Regions from separate parts of the Homo sapiens genome. Here region 2 is linked to region 1. Evidence: chromatin contacts called from ENCODE Hi-C or POLR2A ChIA-PET data. All regions are on one chromosome and are shown on one strand. The core of a region is the stretch at or near the end of the contact, and the rest is flanking DNA. Distances in the headings are between cores, read along the strand shown. Region 1 has its middle 46 kb from the start of JAK2. Region 2 has its middle 38 kb from the start of MIR101-2.

Region 1 (5,639 bases), core at 1,638-4,137:
CTGGGTGACCAAGCGAGACTCGGTCCCCAAGAATAAACAACAACAAAAAAATCCACTTACAACTAGACCAGTTTCTACTTGGCTAAACACCCAGGATAGTCAAAGCTGGACCAGTTTCTACTTGGCTAAACACCCAGGATGTTTAGCTGTCCTTAAAATATATTGATACTGCATATTCTTTAAAAGAAATATATGGTAACAACTATTTTATTAAGTTTTCATTAGTCTAATCGAAAAATAGGATATTTTTCACACATGGAGATAATCCTACCTATTCTGCAAGTCAGTAGGTATTTCTTTCCAATTATTTAAATTAATCTGTTTGTACATTGTCCCTATGGTACATTAGATCATTGCTCTCAATTCTTTACCCCCTCCTTCTGTCAGGTGAACTTCTAATGGGAGTTATTTCCCTCTCTCATTGATGTTGGGCATAATTACATATGTGATTTGGTTTGATCAATTAAATGATAGCACACATGAGCATAGGCCTTAAGTAGTTTGACTTGGCCTCTTTTTTTTTTTTTTTTTTTTTTTTTTTAGACAGGGTCTTACTCTGTCACCCAGACTGGAGTGCAGTGGCACAATCTCGGCTCACTGCAGTCTCTGCCTCTTGGGTTCAAGCAATTCTCCTGACTTGGCCTCTTGCCTTTCATAATCCACCAGGAGAAGAATATGCCTCAGATAGCTAATGGGATTTGGGAACATGTGAAGCAGGCCTGATCCCAACTTGAGGCTTTGATATAAGCCCAGCTGTCCTGCAAAAGAAGCAGAGCATCCCAGATCATCCACAGGCTCATGAACAAGGAAAATAAAGGCTTATTTTTATGAGCCACTGAGTTTTGGAGCTGTTTATTACTCAGCATTGTAACAATAGCTGACTAATATATCCCATATTTCGTGTTCAGTGACATATATATCTGTGAAAATTGATTGATAGAATCATATCCTTATATTAACTCTCAGTCCCGCAATATGCAATGACAAGGAGCTTTGAAGACTCAAATAATCAAGTACAACCCAATGACCAGTGTTTTTTGCTAATATCAATGGGGACCCCAGACAAATAATAAACACTAGATAATATTCCATAATGAAGTTGGAGAAGAAGTAAATAGAGTACAAGAATCAACAAAAATGTAAGAAAATCCTAAAACCGTAAGAGCCTTATAAAAATAGCTGGAGTGGGCAAGAATGTGTGAGTTTAACCAAGCCATCTGCCTTCTGCTCCGCTGGCAAACAATTCAGTTATACAGTACAGCTCTTGATTAAATATAAAAACACTTCTCCCACCCTTTTTCTGTCATAATAATAATTTTGGTGCATTTCTTTGTATACATTGTTTTTTATATACTGCAAGAATTTTTCATGTGGCTAAAAACTACTGAGTCTCAATATTTTTCTGATTCGCTACCATTGACTTACCTAAGATATTTCCACTAGGACAATATAGATTACATATAATGTTTTTTTCATAATCGTTATTTGAAATGGCTGTATAATCTTCCATTGAGTGGATGCACCATAATCTAGTTAAACTATTTCCTGTTGTTAGATTTTAGGCTGTGACTAATTTTTCACTATTATGAATAATTTTCCTGTGAGAAGTGCAAACCGTAGGCATATTTTTTTAATCTCTGGATTATTTCCTTAGTACAAATACCCAGGAGATTCTACTAGGTGAAAGGATGAGAATATTTTAAAATCTCCTGATAGCCAGGTGCAGTGGCTTGCACCTGTCATTCTACTTACTTGGGAGACTGAAGCAAAAGGATCCCTTGAGCTCAGGAGTTCAAGAACAGCTTGGGCGACATAGCAAGACCCTGCCTCTAAAAATTACTAAATAAATAAAACTAAAAGATCTCAATACATATAGCTAAATCAATTTCTAAAAGACGTTTCTAATTCTACTGGTAATGTACTATAGTACTAACAAACATTAAATATTATTATAAATGTTGCTATGCTTTGTAGCCAAATGAATGGAAGGGGTATCTTATCACTTTTAAAATTAAAAGTGAGGTGGAACATTTTTCCATGTTTGTTAACTAGATGATCTCTTCTTCTCAATATCTATTTACTTTATTATACCACGAAGGACTTGAAGAGCTTTCAAGTAGTGTTTGTCAGTAAGAAAACATACTCTTTTTGTTTCTTTTTTATGTAGGTGTTTTGTGTGGGTCACTCCATGGATTCATAGGTGAATCTATTCCCTCAAAATGAATCTATTGGGAACATTCTTTAAAAAAAAACAAACAAACAAAAGTAACAGAGCAATAGCAAGATCTTTCTGAAAAAGAAATTGCTGGCACATTTTACCAGCATTTACCTTGATCCAAATCATTGAGTTTAGAGAGAGATCCAGTCAATTTAGCAAATCAGCCAAAAGCAACAGTATATGACAGATCAAATTCCATTGGAACAAATACCACACAGACTGGGCAATTCCAGGGGCAGATATAAGACAAATGAGGGGAAGTTGAAGGGAGATAAGATTGTTGGCTGATAGAAAGGAATTTCTAACAACTAACTCGAGCCCCAAATAGACAACAAAGGAGCAACAAAGATGCAAAGATGGTCAGGAGGAGTTTGGAGGATTCATGCAGGAGGGTGTGGGAGGCCTTGTGGTGAGTAGACTGGATAGGACCCCTAAAGTCCCTTCCAACTCTATTTTCCTTAGAGTGGCCCTTGGACCTGAACTTCCTGGTCCTGGGAATAGGAGATTGCTTTGTACAGGACAGAAAAAGAGGAAGAACCTGTCCCTCTCTTCTTGAGGGTGGGGCTGACCATAGTCAGAATTTTGAAATAGAGTTTATCTTTGGCATCTTCTCACTTCCCTTTCTGTACTTTTGCTTACCAGCTGCCCAGTATTCCGATGGGGGTGTTAGCCTCTAAGCAGTGCCACTCCTGCATTACTTCTTTCTCTTTAACCACTTCAAAACTCCCATTCTCTTAACACAGCTAACCTCAGCTAGCTGTTGAAAGGAAAGCAATCTGTTTGAACCATTTCACTCTAAAGCATGACCGACTGATAGTATCATGATCTTCCCAAACAGATACGAATTTTCAAAACAAGATGTTTCTAAAGCCAATGGCATCTTTAACAACATGTGGTAAATTAAACCCCACTTAATAACCCTTCTGAAGTTCAAGTTCCAGCTACATTAATTACTGTCCCTCAGTATTGAGGAAATTACTAGGCCATCCTGTGTTTCAATATTCTTATCAGAAAATGAGGAAGAAATACAACTAAACCATATAATTTATATAAGCTGCCTGGCATAATGCTTGACACATGGGTCTTATTGTTAGTTATTATTGTCCCCTTTGCAGTCATCCATGCAGAGGTGTAATCATGTATTTCTTACTCTCATAACGCATATTCCTTGGGCTGGGAGGTGAGTCTCCAAGTCAGAGTCTGGGCAGCTGACATCCTTGTTGTGTAAAAGGAGGATTTCCTCAAGTTCAGCAGCCTCTATTATCCTTTTCTATCACATTATTTCCTGCCATTACATTTTTTTCCATTCTCTTTACTTTGTGTTTTATTTGTTTGTTTGTTTGTTTGTTTGTTTGTTTGATGGTTGAATTAGGAAGTTAAATTTTGATTTGAAAGTTTGGTTAATTTATTCTCCATGTCTCTTCTTTTCTGATATGGACATTGAAAGCTATAGATTTCCCTCTGAACAACATGTTGACCATACCCCACAGATTTTGTAGAGTAATGCTTCTGTGCCCATTCATATTTATGTGATTTATAATTTCCATTTGATTTTGTCCTTAGCCCAAGAGTTATTTCATTATTGATTTGTAATTCATAAACAGTCTTATTATCTCTATATTCTTATAATAAATAAATGTAGCACTTTAGGCGTTAGAGGGCCAGCAAGCATTTGGTGGCTACACAGCCTCTTCTCTTCATCTTTAGAAATGATGGATCTCAAAAATTTCCATTAAGTACAGGTATGCTTTAAATGAAAATATGCTTCATTAAACATATTTTCAAAATAATGCAGTATTGTGCTTTCAGTAAACCACAGCAATAGCTATCCATTTAAATCATATCCTTCAACAACAAACCAACTTTGTTCTGTTAACATGGTGAAAAACGATAAAACCTATAATTAAAATAAAAGTATGCTAAGCCAGAAAAATAAAAATTGTGTGTGTGTGTGTGCACGTGTGTGTGTAAGAGAGAGAGAGAATGGGTGAGAGAGATTTATCTTCAACAATAAGCTAAAATTTGGCAATGTCTTATTAGTGGTTTCAGCCAAGGAAATCTAATTATGTAACTGTTGTTATTTTTATAGCCACATTTGTGAGTTCTCTAATGATTTTAAGATTGCCTTATCTTAATGAGAAAGCAGAACTGACATCCTCCCAAACTGGGCTAGTTGTTTACTTATTTGAAGATTTATCTTTTCCCTACAAGTACTAGAGTCCAAGTTATCAGCACGTTAATGTGACAGTTAAGAGGCCATACTCCACTGTATATTTGGATTGTATGGGGTGACCAGTGCTCTGGTTTGCCCAGGACTGGGGGTTTCCCAAGATATGGAACTTTCCATGCTAACATGGGGACAGTCCCAGACAAACAGACACTGTTGTTCACTCTACTTATTTCCCAACAAGTCAGAGCATTGTCCAGGCCCATCTTAACAAGCAGGTACACCAAGCTAACTATCATTGACTTTGTATGATTCAAGGACTACCAGGAAGACCATTCTGTCCCCCAAATTACCCACAGACTCTAATAACACTATCCTCTTTTCCAGCCGGAAACCTCTACCATTAGAGTCATTCCTTCAGTTTTCTTTTTACCTAAAATTACATATCAAAGACCTAGGCATTATCTTCAAAAGGCCTTTATTACAAAGCCCAAATCTGGAAAATAAGACAGTTTCGGACTCTGACATTTACTACATCCCAGGTACATTGGACTACTAAGATATAAGACATTTTTCTACCCATAGGACCATCTGATACAGGTGGGAGGGAGATGTGTGGTAAGTACTGTAGAGCAGCAGACATAAAGTGTTACAGGAGTGGGAAGGGGGATCCCTGGGTGATGGTAGCAGAGGGGAAGTCAGGGGTTTCAGGAGAGATGTGGTGAATGCAGAACTTAGGCCCACAAGATCTCATGCTCCAAAAATAGGCTGAGGGAGAAAGCCATGTCCAAAAAGCAAAATGTCCCTACTTTACCAAACTCTACTTTAAAACTGAGTTTTGAACTCAGAAATATCTTCTTTGACCATTAAAAAATCCTAATGTGAATGTTGGAAGAAAGATATGTGTGTGTTTAAATATATATTACATATTAACTAAATATATATTATATATTTAATTAAAATTAAAGTAAACTTAATAGTGTAAATCACTTATGAAATTCAAAGGGAACTGCAAACTCAATTAAAAACTATTTTTTTTCTGGGGAGAGTAGCAATTCAAAGACCCAAATACAAGAAAAAATTGTAGCTTTTGTGGGTAATGGGCTTGGCTTTGTCGTTGCTGTTGCTGTTGTTCTCGTTACTTGTATTTCTTTCTGTTTCATTTCCCAGAAATAAAAACTGTTTCCCTTTCATTATTTCCACTTTCCAAATTACATTACACACTAACTGAATCAGCTTTCATTCTCCGCTCAC
Region 2 (5,639 bases), core at 2,008-4,507, 51 kb after region 1:
TAACTCTGTGGCCCAGGCTGGAGTGCAGGACATGATTATGGCTCACTGCAGCCTCCACCTCCTTAGCCTCCTGAGTAGCTGAGACTACAGGCACATGGCCCCACACCTGGCTAATTTTTTTTTTTTTTTTTTTTAGCAACAGGGGTCACCTTATGTTGACCAGGCTGGTCTCAGACTCCTGGACTCAACTGATCCTCCCACCTTGGCTTCCCAAAGTGCTAGGATTACAGGAATGAGCCACTGTGCCTGGCTGATTTTAAAAATAGTATTCAGTGGAACAACATACTTTCAGAAATGCTAGCTCAGGCCAATAGAAGAATACTGCAGAAATAGATTTATTATTTTCCTCTGACTCAAGAGGGAAAAGCTAATCTTCAACTTATTTGGCCAAACCTTATATTTTAAATAATACGAAGCATTACGTTTTTATCAAAAGAACATAGGATTTGGAACCAGGAGATGAGCTCTCTTCTAACTAGCTGTGTGACCTTGGGCAAGGATCGCTTTAATCTTTTCTAATCTAATTTCTTTCCTACAGCTACAAAAGCAGAAATCCCCTGGCTAGAGTTCTTTGTGGTAGATGAATTGAAGTCCATTTGAATAACATATAATTAAAGAGAATACAAATGTTGGAATGGAAATCCCCAGACTGTCCAGTGAGAAAATCCCTTAAATTTTCCTGGTTCTTGTTTTTTGAGTGCTGACCACATTTTGGTGTTGGGCTTGGTTCAAGTGTCACCAAAGGCAGGGTCAGGTTAAAGGTGCACACTTGCTGAGGCAAATCGGGAAAGTCAATGAAGGGCCCACTCTGTAGGCCTGCGCCTATGGCTGTGCTCACTCAGATAGCCCCTTCTCAACCAGGCTTATGGCGGTAGTTGTGGGAAAAAAAGAAGCAGGGAGGGATCTTTAAAAGACCCAAAAAGTTATAAAAATCCAGAATAATCTAGATTATTAATCCTAGGGGGAGAATCTGAAAAAAAGTCAGAATCAGTGAGAGTACTTGCCCCAAAATATCTCTCATCACCTTTTTTTCCATTTTATCTTGTTACAGTAAATTCCACTAATTAGAGATTCATGTAATCTAAACTAATTTGGAAAACTGGAAGCATCTCTAGGAAGATTAAATAGCCGTTAGACATCCATGTGGAGAGTAAAGTTGCTCAATCAGACCACCTTCCTCTTAATCCTTGAAATTATTTGTAGTCAGGGAATAGGAGTTGTGATTGGCAGAGGGGAAAGGTAAGAGGACCCTGGAGTGGGGTTGGAGGCTTGCTCCAGTGGGAGATGAGGCATGGTAGGGAAGAGGAGCAGAGAAGGTACTCATAGAGCACGTAGAGGTGCAAAAACAGAAGTGTAAAACAGAAAGATGTTAACAAATGATCCAATTCCCAAAGGCTTTGTTTTTCCTTTTCTTCTTCATCCCTCCCTCCCGTTATGGTCTCCTGCTCATGACTACCAAGAAAGCTGGGATTGGATTAGGCTGCATCATGGGTGAACTTTTTTGTTTTTTGAGACGGAGTCTCTCTCTGTTGCACAGGCTGGAGTGCTGTGGCGTGATCTCGGCTCAATGCAACCTCCGCCACCCAAGTTCAAGCGATTCTCCCACCTCAGCCTCCGAGTAGTAGCTGGGATTATAGGCATGCGTTACCATGCCCAGCTAATTTTTGTATTTTTAGTAGAGACAGGGTCTCACTATGTTGACCAGGCTGGTCTTGAACTCCCAATCTCAGGTGATCCTCCCACCTCGGCCTCCCAAAGTGCTGGGATTACAGGTGTGAGGCACCGTACCTGGCTTGAACTTGGTTTTTGTAAGCTAGCCTGTCAAGCTAAAAACCACCTATCATTGTGATGGTCAAATGTATTCTAAATTCAAAATCACCTCCTTAGACGAGAAATGTTAGGATATAACATGTTCATGAGTTGGGAGTCTCCTATAATACCCAGTCAATAAATATTTACTGAGTGCTTACCAGGTACTGAAGATCCAATGGAGAATATGAAACATCTCCATCCTCAAAGCTTAATGAATGTATTTGCATTTCTAAGGTCACTCAGAAGTGCAGAAAATAGGTTGAAGGGAAACAAGATTGAAGTCAGGAGCCCATCTATCAGGCAGCTACAGAAATACAAGGAAAGACTTGGTCCTTAATGAGCAAGACTCTAGCCTTTTGCATTTTTCAGCAGAACTGGTATTTGACTAAGCAGGATAATGAACACTCTTTGCTTCCAGATTTATAATGGATAATTGGCTTGGTTTTAAAATCTCCACCAACTCCTGTCAGTCTTTGATTGAGGACTGCTCCCTCTATAGCAGGAGTAGCCAGAGAAAGCCCCTAGGGAGAACATTCAGGGGTTGGCAGTCCGATATTCTGTCCTGCACTGAAGTGCTAAGGGCAAGATGAGATGATTAGAGCACTGACCATATCTGTTGCCTCTGACTGGGGCAGGCAATGACTTCTAGGATCTCTCTACAGGTTATAAGAAGACAATGGAGCCAGGGGCACTGTCTCAGGCCCATCCACTGGACACCTCCACCAGCCATTTCTAACCCTCTACCTAAGTATTCCACATTGTTCTAATGACCTACATTTTGAGAAACACAGCTCTAGTCCCTTGCATAGCATCTAGCAAACAAACATTGGTGAAAGAGTGGGCACGTAGTTTAATTGTGAAGCAAACATTTGTTTACATTTTATATCCCATCTGTCTCTCTTCATTTCAGTTTTAATTTTTTCTTCTGTTAGCACTTACCCTTCTACGCTTTAAGGGGTCTTGCTCCTTTCAGTGTGTTATCATTTAGCCATCCTTCCTCTAGGTCCTAAACTCCCCCAACTTATCATTGATACTTTGATTCAACTTCGCAAAGACTTCCTGAGGTCCTACCATATGTAAAACCCCTGTAGTGCTGTGGGGGCCACAAAGATGACTAGAGGGAACACGTCCTTCCTTCAAAGATGACTAGGGGTAACATAGACCCTTTTGACCTTTTCTGGCTCCACCAAAATTTTCTCTAATCCTCTTAATTCCCTGGCTCTCCCTAGCTCTGCCCTCTCCAGTTACCTATTGCCTCTGAAACATAAACTTACTAGCAATGGTAGATTGTTACATTAATGGCTCCAAATGAATCCTGCACCAAATGAATCATGCCATTCCCTAGGATAGTTGCTTCCCACATTGAAGCTGAGCTTGGCCATGTGCCTTGTTTTGGCAGGGAGGCGTTAGCAAACGTGACACAAGTGGAGGCTTGAAAAGCACTTGTGCTTTGCAGCTTTTTCTTGGAATACTGCCACTGCCATGAAGGGAAGGCTGGTCTAGACTCCTTAAGAATGAAAGATCATGGAAAGAAAGGTCCTGCTGCCCCGGCCATCCCAGCTTCACCCAGCATCCAGTGGACCTGGCTGCTGAACGTAGTGACATGAGACAGCCCAGGTAAGACTAAAAAAAGAACAGTTCCTGGACCAATCTGAGGGTTGGGCTGCTATTTCTCATGGCCCAATAATGAGATGCAGATGAACTGGGGAAGAAGAGAGCTTTTACTTCTGTAACCAGTTACAGAGAGAAGGCCTGGAAATTATTTCCAGACCAACTCAAAATTACAAAGTTTTCCAGAGCTTATATACCTTCTAAACTATATGTCTATGTGTAAGTGCGCATTCATCTAAAGACATAAGTGATTAACTTCTTTTAATCTACAACTATGATCTGAGTCCTGAAAACCTTCCTCTGGAGCCTCAGTACATTTACTTAATCTAAATGGGTCCAGGTGCTGGGGTGATTACCCTTATCTTGTCTCCTGCTAAATCATGGAGGTTTGGGGAGTTCCTTCAGGCCTCCAGTAAACTTGTTTGTGGAGATCTGGGGAGTTTCTTCAGACCCACAATAAAACTTGTTTAATCCCAAACGGGTCCTGTTAAGAATTCCTTTGTTATTTTGTCACGCCTTAAGGCCCAGAAAAGGCCTAGGCAAAACTCTTGCTGGGCTTTTGTTACATCCCAGCCTTCGTATAAGGGCACTGGCTTTTAATATTTAACTTAACCACTCAGTCAGTACTGAAAGAGTTGTTAGTGAGACCTGGCCTGCCACAGAATCACCCGGCCAGGACGACAGAATCTTAAGAAATCATTGATGTTGAAACCAAAGTTTGGTTATTTTGTTATGCTTCAATTGACAACTGAAACATATGTCTTATCTTCAAGGCCCTCCTTCTGACATCTACTGTCCAAGTAGGAAAAGCATGGGCTCTTGAATCCACGCTCTGGCGTCAAAGCCTTCTTGGTTATGTGGCTTTGGGCAATAAGCTTCAATTCTCTGTGTTAGAGCAGTGTTTCTCAACATGTGGTCCACCTGCATCAGAATTAGCTGGATGTTTGTTTAAAAAATACAGACTTAAGCAGTTATTTTTATAATAGCTCCAAACTGGAAATGATATGAACATTCATCAACTGGTGAGAGGATATGATATATTCATACAATGGAATACAACTCAGCATTAAAAAAAGGACTGATTTTTTTTTTTTTCATGAGACCAAGTCTCACTCTATCACCCAGGCTGGAGTGCAGTGGCCCCATCTCAGCTCACTGCAGCCTCCGCCTCCTGGGTTCAAGTGATACTCCTGCCTCAGCCTCCCAAGTAGCTGGGACCACAGGTGTGCACCACCATGCCCGGCTAAGGACTGAACTATTGATACATGTAATAGCATGGCTGACTTAGTAGTTTGAGCAAAAGGAGTCAGACACAAAAGGTGATATATTGTATGGTTTTATTTATTTAAAGTCCTAGAAGAGGCAATACTGACTCGTGATCATCAGACAAAACAAATTGGTAGAATCAGAACATCGCCTCTGAGCAGGAGACAGGAGAGACTAACCAGAAAGAGGCAGGAAGGAACTTGCTAGCATGATGGAAATGTTCTGTATCTTGACTGGGATATATTTACGTGAGCATTTGCAAAACTTGTCAAACTGTATGCTTAAAATCTGTGCATGTTTATATGAAAATTATACCCCCATTTAAAAAACAGATTATAGAAAACATACAGATTTGGGCTTGCCCTGTGTGCGCTGGATACTTAAATTGGCTCTTTCTTTTTTTTTTCTTTTTTGAGATAGGGTCTCGCTGTCACCCAGACTGGAGTGCAGTGGCGCGATCACGGCTCACTGCAGCCTCGATCTCAAGCGATCCTCCTGCCTCAGCCTCCTGAGGAGCTGGGACCACAGGCACAGGACACCACGCCTAGCTAATTTTTTTTGTATTTTTTGTAGAGATGATGGTCTCGCCCTGTTGTCCAGGCTGGTCTCAAACTCCTGGGCTCAAGTAATCTTCCCTCCTCAGCCTCCCATAGTGCTGGTTTTACATGTGTAAGCCATTGCACCTGGCCTAAATTGGCTGTTTCATCTCCTGGGTGGAGAGGTTGGAAAGCTGGGAATACATTTCCCAGGTCCCCTTGCAGCTAGGCTTGTGGGTGTGAATTGATTCTGCCAGTTAGGGGTGCTCACGTGAGACTTGGGAAAGTGGAAAGAAGGCAACACGACTTTGTCATCTTTTCACAGACCTTCAGGACAATAAATGAGCTCTGGCAAATGGGAACCACTCTCTGCGAGAGGGTAGGGGTGACAATGACAACAGTGACAGCCTAATA

The links. A loop is a pair of places that touch in the nucleus more often than their neighbours do. ChIA-PET counts read pairs that join two places held with the same protein, here RNA polymerase II (POLR2A). Pooled maps may share reads with other maps.
Region 2: a loop to region 1 is called in a map of dorsolateral prefrontal cortex, with 3 times the contacts of the local background. The contact joins two enhancer-like sites. A Hi-C loop is called at or near these places in 2 of 168 maps with a recorded cell type or tissue (dorsolateral prefrontal cortex and posterior vena cava), 20 of 37 single-sample maps with no recorded cell type and 8 of 50 pooled maps. POLR2A ChIA-PET finds 5 or more read pairs at or near these places in 3 of 52 experiments (GM10248, T-cell and naive thymus-derived CD4-positive, alpha-beta T cell).

What each region holds. Positions count from the first base shown.
Region 1 is chr9:4,936,464-4,942,102 of GRCh38, reverse strand. No RefSeq gene overlaps it. Among named protein-coding and RNA genes, the nearest start is that of JAK2, 46 kb to the left of the region's middle. Within about 2 kb of position 2,887, at least 4 of the 41 ENCODE cell types and tissues checked have a DNase peak (open chromatin) inside an H3K27ac peak, as active enhancers do.
Region 2 is chr9:4,885,374-4,891,012 of GRCh38, reverse strand. No RefSeq gene overlaps it. Among named protein-coding and RNA genes, the nearest start is that of MIR101-2, 38 kb to the right of the region's middle. Within about 2 kb of position 3,257, at least 2 of the 41 ENCODE cell types and tissues checked have a DNase peak (open chromatin) inside an H3K27ac peak, as active enhancers do.